2 separate regions of the Mus musculus genome follow, and region 1 is linked to region 2. A link is a loop called in an ENCODE intact Hi-C map of the cell type or tissue named here. Cell type or tissue: gastrocnemius. All regions are shown on one strand. Each heading gives the region's core, and the rest is flanking DNA. Links, peaks and the distances in the headings are about the cores only.

Region 1 (5,383 bases), core at 211-5,210, 740 kb before region 2:
CCCCCCAAATAAACAAAAGCTTGGAAAAATGGTGGAGGGGAGAATAATTTTCTACCTTCTGAGGATTTTACCACTAAATAGGAAATAAACTGACAGTAACTACGAAGATTAACAAGAGACAATAAACTGATCGCAGGGTGGCATCATGGAAAGAAGAAGTGGGTATCTAAATACCCAGTGAGATTTTGATGCTTATATTTATTCTAAAAGGTCTGTAGAAGTAGGGTGAAGGCAACTCAGGGGACAGTCCTGTCCTTTTGGAAAGATGAGTAGGCCCTCCAAATAGTAAGTGAGAGCCTGTGACAGGCCTGTCTGGGTGTGGTATTACACACTTGCCTTTTTTCCTGTTTACAGCTTCCCTAGTTGGTGTCTTAGGGAGGGTCCTTGTATTCTGGTTTTGTCACCGAACACCTGGGGGAATTAGATGACAGAATACCCGGGGAATTAGAGGAGAAGCTTATGTAGGTTCACAGTCCTTGAGGCTTCCATCCATTGGAAGTTGTTTTGTAACTTTGAGGGTTCTGGATGCATACAGGAAAGGTGATAAAGAATTTTTTTTTCTCTCACTCTCCGATGAGCATAATGTGGGGTGCTAGGGTCTTGGATAAACCACAACCACCAATGCAACCCCAAGCCTGAGGCTTCCAGGCCCATTGTCTTGGGAACTGGAAGAATGAATTTTATGGACAATAGGGAGGGTGAGTTTTATCATAGCAATGAGAAGAGAAGATAGAACTGGCCAGGAAAGGCAGTGACCCCAAAGCAGGAGGCCCTTGCTGGAGGCAGAGAGGCCAGAGAGCTTCAGGTTCCCCTTCTCCTAAAGCAGCCGTTCTGCCTAGAGGCAAAGACTGTGGGACTGACACTGAGAGGTGGCCCATCTCAAGGATGGGCCCGATGGAATGACCATCTTGTATCCTTCCACCAGCCTCACTCCAGGGTTTTCCATAAGTCATGTAAGAAGCCCCCAGACTAATAGCTTGAGGGTGCCCTACCTCCTGGAATCCCTTCTGCTCTTTAGGAGCTTTGAAAGCCCTCCTCTGCCCACACTCTCATCACCGAGTCTACAGTAAGCTTTCCTAAAGCTCATGGTCTTTGGTCCTTGACTTCTGTTCTTCACAGTTCTGAGACAAGAATTTGAAAGCTACTGGCTTGGGGGAGGTTTTGATGGCCAATGAGTTTCCGAGATCCTAACTTGCCAGAGCCAATCTCACATCAGCAAAGGTCCATTGTTAAAGATATTTTTACGAGGGGGGGGGGTGGGTGTCCTTCCACAATGGGATGCTATTAAGTTTAATAGTCTAGGGACATTTTGTAGGACTCATGACAGAAATTAGGGTGCAGCATGAGGAGGTGGTTAGCCCTGTTGGCCCACCCATGAGGTCTCCAGGTTTGGGTGCGTCCTCACACGCAGCCTCTTGGACATGTTGCTTTGTTAAGGTGCTGCAAAAGAGGAAGGAAGGTATAGCAGAAACCAGAGTCCCATTTTGACCAAAGGTAAGACTCAGAACTGCTGCTTTCTAGACCTCTGCCTTCAATTACGTAGTAGTGGTCAGCCGAGGAAAGGACTTTGACACATTGACCCTTAGGAGATATTTCGGACCAAACCATGTTAAGGCTTATGACAGCTGGGTTCCTATTTGGAGGCTGTGTCTTTGGCTAAGTGAGAAAATCTTAAAGAATGACCCTTCTCTTCAGTTCTTTGTTATTAATTTTCAAGGTGTATTTATTTCCTTTTATGCATGTGATTGCTTGCCTAAATGTCTGTATGTGCTCATGTGCACACCTGGTGTCCCTGGATGTCAGAAGATGGCACTGGTGACAGATGGTCGTGAGCCTTATATAAGCGTTGAGAACTGAATTCAGGTCTTCTGCACGAACATTAAGTGCCCTTGGTCTTTTGTGTCAACCCCTACCTCTCTGAGTGTTACTGGAGAAGGGATGGAGGACAGACCAGAGGGCAGGAGATAGCAGCTGCTTCTGAGAGCTTGTTTTTAGTTTGTTTACCTTGACGTGTTCTTTTCTGAGCTTCAACAGTGACACTCACCATCAGCCATAATTATGTACCGAAAACAAGGGAAGAGTATGCACATCAAACCTAGGCAGAAAAATCATCACTTCCTTTATACTAACTCACTGAAAATAAAGTTCAACTGGTCCAAGCTTTTCAGTCCACCTCTTATAGGCCCTAAAAGTGGCCAAATACATTGAAGTTGCCATCAGGAGTGTATATGATCGAGAGCCTGCGCATGGTAGCCTAAGGACATGTGTACATGTATACATGACTATACATGTATAGTCAATGTTTGGAGAATGACAGAAAGCCAGTCCTTGCAGGGAACCAGGGCAAAGGCATGCAAATGTAAAACTTCTGTCTAGTCAGCTTGGGCTGTTGTAACAGAGTGCCAGAGATTCGGGTGTTTTAAACAATTTATTTCTCATAAGTCTGAAGGCTGGGAAGTCTAAGAGTAAGATACTGGAAGATTTATTGTTGGATAAAGGTCAGACACCTGATTCTTGCTTGGTACCCTTTTGCTGGCTCCTTACCCGGAAGAAAGGGCAGGAGAGATGAGAGTGGATGAATAGTTTTTTGTTTGTTTTAGATTAAAAATATTTTAAACTATCAGCTAATATATCTATAGTATTAGGTTTCATTATGATATTTCCAAACACAATTTATTTTCACTGATTCTCCTCTTAACTCTTCCCCATCCCTCGACACTACTACTTCTCCTGACCCAGGAGAAAGAAAAAGAATTGGGGAAAGCTATTGATCATAAAAAAGAATTTGGATAAATTGGGAGAAAGCCCTAGTGAGGGACAGGCCTTCCCCACCACCAGAGGGCAGTATTCATCCAACCTCTGTTCATTGTATTCTGGAGAATAGCACCGAGATCTGCGCATGGCAGGGGTGGGGGTGGGGTGTGGGGGTGAAGATGGGGGGCACTTCCAGAGTCAAGAGGATGTTGCAAAGGGTTTTGAAATTTTCCTTCTCGCCCTTTCTTCATTTGGTTAACAAAATGTGTGTGTGTGGTGTATATGTTTATATGTGTGTGTATTGTGTCATGTGTGTGCTGTGTGTAGATGTGTGCATAGTGTTGTATATGTGTGTGTTGTGTTGTGTGTGTGGTGGGTATGTGTTATGTGTATGAGTGTGTTGTGTGTATTTTTGTATGTATATGGTATGCATGTATATGTGTGTGTGGTATGTGTGCAGTGTGTATGTGGTGTGTATATGTGTATATGAGTGTAGTGGGTTGTGTGTGTGTATGTGGTATGTATATGTATGTGTGTTTGTGTGTATGTATGTATGTATGTATGTATGTGTGTTATGGTGTGTTCTTGTTTTTCCTCTCAATCCTATTCTCTCTGGCCAAGCAGAGTTATAAAATTGAGTACATAACTCCTTACAACATTTGATACGTCTTATTTTTTAATTGAAACATTTTATTTGAAGGTATATAAAAAGTAATCAATGGCTTTTAACACTGTTCCTACAAGAGTCCATTGCTTCCCAGTAAAGATTTAATAATTACCTTTATATATTTGATGTAGTTGTTTGTAAAGCCAATATCATGTGAGGGCCTCTTGGCACTTTGAATTATCCATTATAAGGGGAATCTTAAAAACAAAAAGTCAGGATAAATACCACCCAGCTAAGTTAAAATATGAAGTGTGTGGCTGCCAATGATGGAAAAATGAAGTGACCTATCACTTATGAATATTGTCACTTGACCCTCATTTGTGTATTTAGAAACCTTATATAGAGAACAGAGAGTGGCATTTCCTTCCCTTTACAACAATAAGCTTAACACTGTAAAGAACGATCCCATGCTCTAGGCTTAATTTTTTTATTTATGTCGATTTTCTGACATACTTCACAAAAGCAGAAAGAACTTTTCAGTAAAGCAAGCTTTCTCGAGCCACGGGTTGTGCTGACAAATGCAGGCCAAGATGAGCGCCTTCTCTGGTTGCTGTTGTTGGATTTCCATTTAGACTTTGCCTCAGCCCAAAAGAAGATGGAAGTTGCTTAGGATGTGAACAACAAAAACTCTCCTCACGGTTTCAGCACCCTCTCTGTGCAGTGGAGAATGCAGTGGGAGCCTTCTCCAGCTTTCCAGGAGCTCACTGGTCTGAGTCCCCTGGCCCCCGGCTTTACCTTAGCTCCCAGCCTGCTCTGGAGTCTTTGCTTCAGTGTCTGACTTAAGAGTTCTTGTTTCTGTTTCCTCAGCCTGTCTCCGGCTTCAAGAGTTTGGGTAAAGCTCCTTGCTCTGGACTTTGTTTGAAAGTCCATGGACTACCTCTTGATTCTTCAGTTTATCTCTCTAGTACTTTCTCTCCTCCCAAGCTTGAGGTTGGAATTTTATTTTGTTTGGAAGGTTTTTTGTTTCTTTGCTTTTAATTCTTAAAATTTACTCCATATTTAAGGAAATCCCCAAAGGATTCTCGGGTTAGTCACTTTTTGATGGTAGGATAAAGTGCCTATGTTAAACCACCAGAGGGAAGACAAACTTATCTGATTCACAGTTTAGAAGGCTCCACTCTCATTTCCTGGCTTCATCACTTTTGTGCTAGCAGGACAGCAGAGAAATCACAGCAGGAAGGCTATGGAGGAGGAGTGTTATTTTCTTCATGGTTGTAAAGAAGCAGAGAGCAGGGGAAGGGAAGGGCCTGGGACAGGGTATACCTGCAGAAATTTCCACGAGTGTCATAGTTTGCCCAACTAGGCTCAATTTCCTAAGAGCCCACTCAGCCAAGAATTCACCAGTAGCTTTAAGCTCCAATCATATCTTTTCTTTTTTTTTTTAATTGGGTATTTATTTCATTTACATTTCCAATGCTATCCCAAAAGTCCCCCACATCATTTCTTAAAGCCCCCCAGGAGCCTGAGAGGGAGACTTCAGTGTGAGTCCTTGGGGTCATTTACATTCAAATCACAGGGGCTTTCTTCATCTGCATAAGCACGGGCTGCCTTTTCAGCTCCTTTTGGAGAGAAAGCTGGGATTAGATTTCTACTCATTCAGTCTTTATCTTCCTGTTAATAAGGGCTCCGTTTGTACAATTCTGTACAACATTATTTCTTTTAGGCCAGGAGGAAGCAGCAGAGGACATTTCTGAAGGTTCAAGAGAACATTCTTAGAAAGGTCACCTTCACCTGGGGGTGGGACTGCCAGACTGGTGTGTGTGTGTGTGTGTGTGTGTGTGTGTGTGTGTGTGTGTGTGTGTGTGTGTTGGTGCTAGGCAGAGTTCACTATAACTATACTGTGTAAAAATGACGTCAGGACGTGGGGCTAAACACTCTATCTAGTCTGGGTAGGATACTAACTTACTGACATTTCTATGGGTTGTGGGGTGTGACATCCCTTGGCAGGTGGGCCCTCGCTGT
Region 2 (5,383 bases), core at 261-5,260:
TCTACTTAAGATGAAGCATGTATCTGGTCTTTAACACAAATAAAATCAAACCCTAAGAGTAACTTACTAAATATAGAACAGAAAGCATAATCAGACTAGATGGCCCATCAACTGCCTATGCACAGCTTCTCCCCTGTAGAATTCTCTATTTCCTTTCCTTGACAACTAAATGTTCAATATGAACACAGCCTCTTGAACAAAAGTGTGACAACTGGTGACTCAGGTGAGTTAGAGCAAAACAGAAATGCTCACTTTGGGGATGCAGTAGATAAAAGGAACAGGAGCAGATGAGTAATGCAATTTAAATATTCCCTTTTCTGGTCTCAGTGGGAGAGGATGTGCCTAGTCCTACAGTAACTTGGTGTGCCAGAGGGGCTTTCCCTTCTCTGAAAAGGGGATGGAGGATGGGAGAAGAGGGGTTGTGAAGGTGGGACTGAGAGAATAGGGGGGAGAGGAGGCTGCAATCAGAATGGAAAGTGCATAAATTAATTAGAAATTCACATATTTTATCCTAATTAATAGCAGAACATCTATACAAATATAGAAGTCTTATTTGACCAGAAGACAGACCATAGAAAGATAGGAGAATCTCAACTTGATTCTTCACATTTTTGATAGTTCCCAACTTTATCCAAAAGGGAGGCAGGAAAGTTGGCAGCCTTAATTGGTCTGAGGTTTCAAGTCATAGGTAGAGGATGGTAGCCACTGACCAACCTCTTCTTCGTAGACCTGGAAGGTATATGGAGTGCTATTCTGAGTTGTCATCTCATCTGAGATTAAGATTCTTTGCTGTGTTTTATGACTGATGAAGTACTGTAACAAGAAAAAGACAAGTAAAGTTGTGTGAGCTCTCTGGGCTCATAAAGGAAGTTTCATTGTGGACTTCCTATTGTTTGCTAAGCTGGGGTTCCTTATTCACTATGTTTGCCTTTGTCTTTATTTATCATGCTTTGTGAAGAATATTGTTCAGAAGAAATCTGAAGAGCAACTGTGTTAATCCCATACCTTGTACAAACAAGTCCAAGCAAGACATCCTGGACAATGAATGAAAACCAATCACCAGACCACATAGGTCTTTTGCCTCCCTGTAGCTTAGAAAACTCAAGAAGAAATATAAGATTTTTTAATGTGATTGAAGTGAAGTTGTAGGCTGTAGTAACTGCTTCTCTTCCTCTAATATTCATATATTTGTGCTTCTCTGAGATGCTGATCTACAGTGCAGTTTCTGAGCTTCCTGCACACACACACACACACACACACACACACACACACACAGACAAACAAAACCAAAACAAACAAACAAAAAACAGGGTGGATCTCTGATGATGTGAAAAACTAGCATTGCTGGCATAGAATTATCAGAATGCAAGGGCAACCTGGAGCCAACTGGTCAACCTTCCCATCTTTCAGTCACATTTCCAGAGAAGTGCTAATTTGAAAACAGAGACAGGTTTAACTATGTCAGCACTCTGTGGAAGCAATTAGGCTAGTTTCTATTCAAATTTTAAAATATTTTTAAAAAGATACTCATTTATATGGTAAAAGAAAACTATTATTTGAAAGAAGAATACTAAAAAAAAAAAAAACCTAAAATTCTAACTATAATAATGATCAAGATCTAACGAAATGAACCTACACACACATAACACACACTGTCTTAGTTTCTTTTTCTATTACTGTAATAAGAAAATACTCTGAAGAAAGCAACTTAAGAGAGAAATTGTTTTTTATGACTCAGTGTAAAAGCAGAATATAACATTACTAGGTAATCAAGGCAGTAGGCAGCTGGTCACATGGTACTTGCAGTCAACAAGCAGAGAGACAATAAATGTATGCTCAGCTCTCATTTTCCATCTTATAGCATTCAGGATCTCTACCCATGAAATTTCCTACCCATAAGAAATATGACTATTCCCAAGTCAATTATTAAGATTATCCCAACAAGCAAGTCTAAACACCTATCTCAATAGGCAATTCTTAGTTCTGAAAAGGAGAATCTTGTCTCTCATACCCACGTGGACTGACCCAGACCTGGATATGAAATAAGTGCTTAATTTGTGCAAACTTCTAGGCACTCATAGAGCTCCTGACGAGACCTTTTACTCATTCTTCACAGCAAGTGTCTTCTTGGTAATCTCTTCTTATCCCCATGGTGCACAATATGAGACTTTGCTCTCCTTTACTTAAAGATATATTGTTTCTCCAGGAAACATATTCAGACAACAGTTTAGTCATCCCAAGTTATCCAAGGTGAGATACAGGAAGACAGTCATGTTTTTGCCAATCTTCAATAAAAGGATCACCTCCCTAATACCTACTCCTGTACCTTATCACCCAATACACCGAGCTGAGCAAGGTGGGGTAGCAAGCCAGTAAGCAGCACCCTTCCATGGCCTCTGCATCAGTTCCTGCCCCCAAGTTCCTGCCCTGTGTGAGTTCCTAACCTGACTTCCTTTGGTTATGAACAACCAATGTGGAAGTATAAGGTTGAATAAAGTCCTTCCTCCCCAACTTGCTTCTTGGTCATGATGTTTTGTGCAGGAATACAAACCCTGACTAAGACAGTAGGTAATATTGTTAGATCCATAACGACTTTGGTGGTTATATTCTTTTGCTGCCCCAGACTTTATTCAGCTCTTTCTTAATTCAGTTCTTCCAAAAAGTATAAACGAAATGATTTGTACTTGACCTCAGAAGATGTAAGGAAAAAAAAATCATATAAGCAGCATAGTAACAGATACTAATTTGAAAGAAACAATATACCAAAAGGTGCCATATGTGACCTAGAACAAGGCATTGTATTCTAACTTCCAACAGTGCTTTTGATGCCAATATTAAACATATCGTAAGTAGGGACTCTAACCTGTTAGGGACCCCAGGGAAGGTACTTGGCTAGTTGGGCTTTCTTTTTGTCATGTGAATAAAGAATATAAAACAAAACATTCAGATGAGCTCCCAAGACCACTGTGTTTATGGCCAATGTCTTCCTTCTCTAGAGTTAACCCCATGAGAAAGCAGGCACCATCTTGGATGAGTCATTCATACCTTCCTTTGCTGAGAAACCCTTTCTGTTGTCTTTTCCTTATGAGAATGATAAGGAGTTTCTGGACAAGCATTGACCACATCCTCTAGGTTATAACTTGGGGTTACAGAATAGAGTTTCAAGACTCTACAGATATTTTGATGACCACCCTACCGAAATACCTTGTAGCAAAACTGGAGACTGGTTGGAGGTTGACAGTACCCATCCTACCTGGGAAACCCATGTTCCGCCTTGAGATCCTGCAGCCTCTGCTGCCCCCTGGTGGTGCCTACTAAAGTTACCGTCCCATCGCTGGAGTCCAAGTTCCCAGTAAAACTCAAGAACCAACTTTTAAGATTTTATTGCACTTGGAGTACTGTGTGTAGAGCTGTGGCACAATGTCATAACATATGTTTTGTTAATATAAATTTAACATTCAAGAAAAAATATTCATTTTTCTTGAAAAAAGATTCCCTAATAATTAACCAAACATACATGGAACTGCAGCTAATTAAAAAAAAAAAATCAGAAACATGGAACAAGTGAAAAGTACCTCTCACTCATGCCAGAATTTTAAAACAAGAGTTATGGAGATCATTTAAAAACAGTTCAGATGAAGTTTGTTGATTTTATATCAATGGCAGTAATTTCCCCATCTTTAGAACACACCATTTGATTCTTAAAATTCTTTAACTACAAATATGTGGGTGCTGCCTCTGCTTAGCCCAAATTAAACGCACTAAAGCCTGAAATCAGCCTCCAAACACTGACACCATTGCATACACTAGCAAGATTTTGCTGAAAGGACCCTGATATAGTTGTCTCTTGTGAGACTATGCCGGGGCCTAGCAAACACAGAAGTGGGTGCTCACAGTCAGCTAATGGATGGATCACAGGGCCCCCAATGGAGAGCTAGAGAAAGTACCCAAAGAGCTAAAGTGATCTGCAACCCTATAGGTGGAACAATAATATGAACTAACCAGTACCCCGGAGCTAGCTCTTGACTCTAGCTGCATATGTATCAAAAGATGACCTAGTCGGCCATCACTGGAAAGAGAGGCCCCTTGGTCTTGCAAACTTTATATGCCTCAGTACAGGGGAACGCCAGAGCCAAGTAGTGGGAGTGGGTTGGTAGGGGAGTGCGGGGTGGGGGGGAGCATGTGGGGGACTTTTGGAATAGCATTGGAAATGTAAATGAAGAAAATACCTAATTAAAAAGATAAATTATAAAAAAGAGGAAAATTTAGGACTGCTTTATAGGCTCTAGTATTTCCATTAAATATGTTTTCTCATTTATAATAATGTCCACGAAGAAAGAAGAGTTATATTTGAATCAAGTTTTTTGAAGCATTCCAGAAAATGGCCTCTAAATTGCCATGATCTACTTATGAAATTCAAAGACTATGACATATTTCTCAACTTATCTATTATTTCTTTGCCTTTGACTGAGCGTCCACTAAAGAACCATTTTGTTTCTGAGGGTTTCATTTAAAGAAACGTCTGGTAATAAGATCATGTTCACATTCTAGGAGGACATCTGTTTCCAATTCTGTTCCTGGAAGCCAGGCAGAATTCTGCACAACTCAGATCCATTTGACAGTTTCTCATCTTTGTTTCCACTGGCGAAATGGCCTTCTTAAATGTTCAACTTTTCCCAAATAAATTAATACCTATAATTTGTGTTCATGTCTAATCTAATGTTCCCAAGCTGGGATAATTTCTACTCAACGATTCCCCCACAGCTGTTGGGTAGTAAAGGTGTTCTGTGCATTGTTTTTTATGTGGCTGCATATCACGATCAATGCAGAAACCACATTTTAATGTATCTGAATCTGTCTTCTTCGGATGCTCATAAATTGGATATGTACTCAGGGCCAGGTGGGTGGGTTTTTTTTCACTGTAATAAACTGTTGTGAAATCTGAGGAGTTATGATGTACAACCTTGGGCTACAAGGGGGTGCTTTTGACACTCAAACGTCTCCAGGAGATGGAAAATTCAATTTATTTTATTGCCCTTTTTAAAAGTTCTAAAAGTTTGGGAGAATTAAAAACTGCTCTTCATACTTCTTAGAAGTCTTAAGATCTGTGACTAGTAGGAATTAAAATGTCTACACCTTGTATAACATACAGAGATAATAAAAATAATTGATTTGAGTTGAAGCCAGGAATAGGATGACTGGTACTAACACAGACAAGAACCAGGGAGTTTCTGATGGTCAGATGCTCACCATCAAGATCTTCTAGACACCAAATGGATGAGCTGTTATTCTTATCTTCTGAATGTTGCTAACATTTCATTTTCAAGCCTGAAGTTGTCTTTTTTTTTTTTAAAAAGATTTGGGGGGTTTTGTTTGCTTGTTC

The links. A loop is a pair of places that touch in the nucleus more often than their neighbours do. Peaks named below come from ENCODE experiments on the same cell type or tissue, not always from the same donor. Only the 100,000 strongest peaks of a DNase experiment are listed, where the experiment ranks them.
Region 1: a loop joins it to region 2, with 9 times the contacts of the local background. A loop is called at or near these places in 15 of 42 quality-filtered maps.

The regions. Positions count from the first base shown.
Region 1 is chr14:101,772,002-101,777,384 of GRCm38, forward strand. All of the region lies in intron 1 of Lmo7 (LIM domain only 7), which reads left to right. Among named protein-coding and RNA genes, the nearest start is that of Lmo7, 45 kb to the left of the region's middle. In gastrocnemius, for the core only: a CTCF peak has its summit at 2,819 (motif pointing right); no DNase peak of the experiment used is centred there.
Region 2 is chr14:102,507,330-102,512,712 of GRCm38, forward strand. No RefSeq gene overlaps it. Among named protein-coding and RNA genes, the nearest start is that of Gm41233, 60 kb to the right of the region's middle. In gastrocnemius, for the core only: a CTCF peak has its summit at 3,304 (motif pointing left); a DNase peak (open chromatin) is centred at 3,294.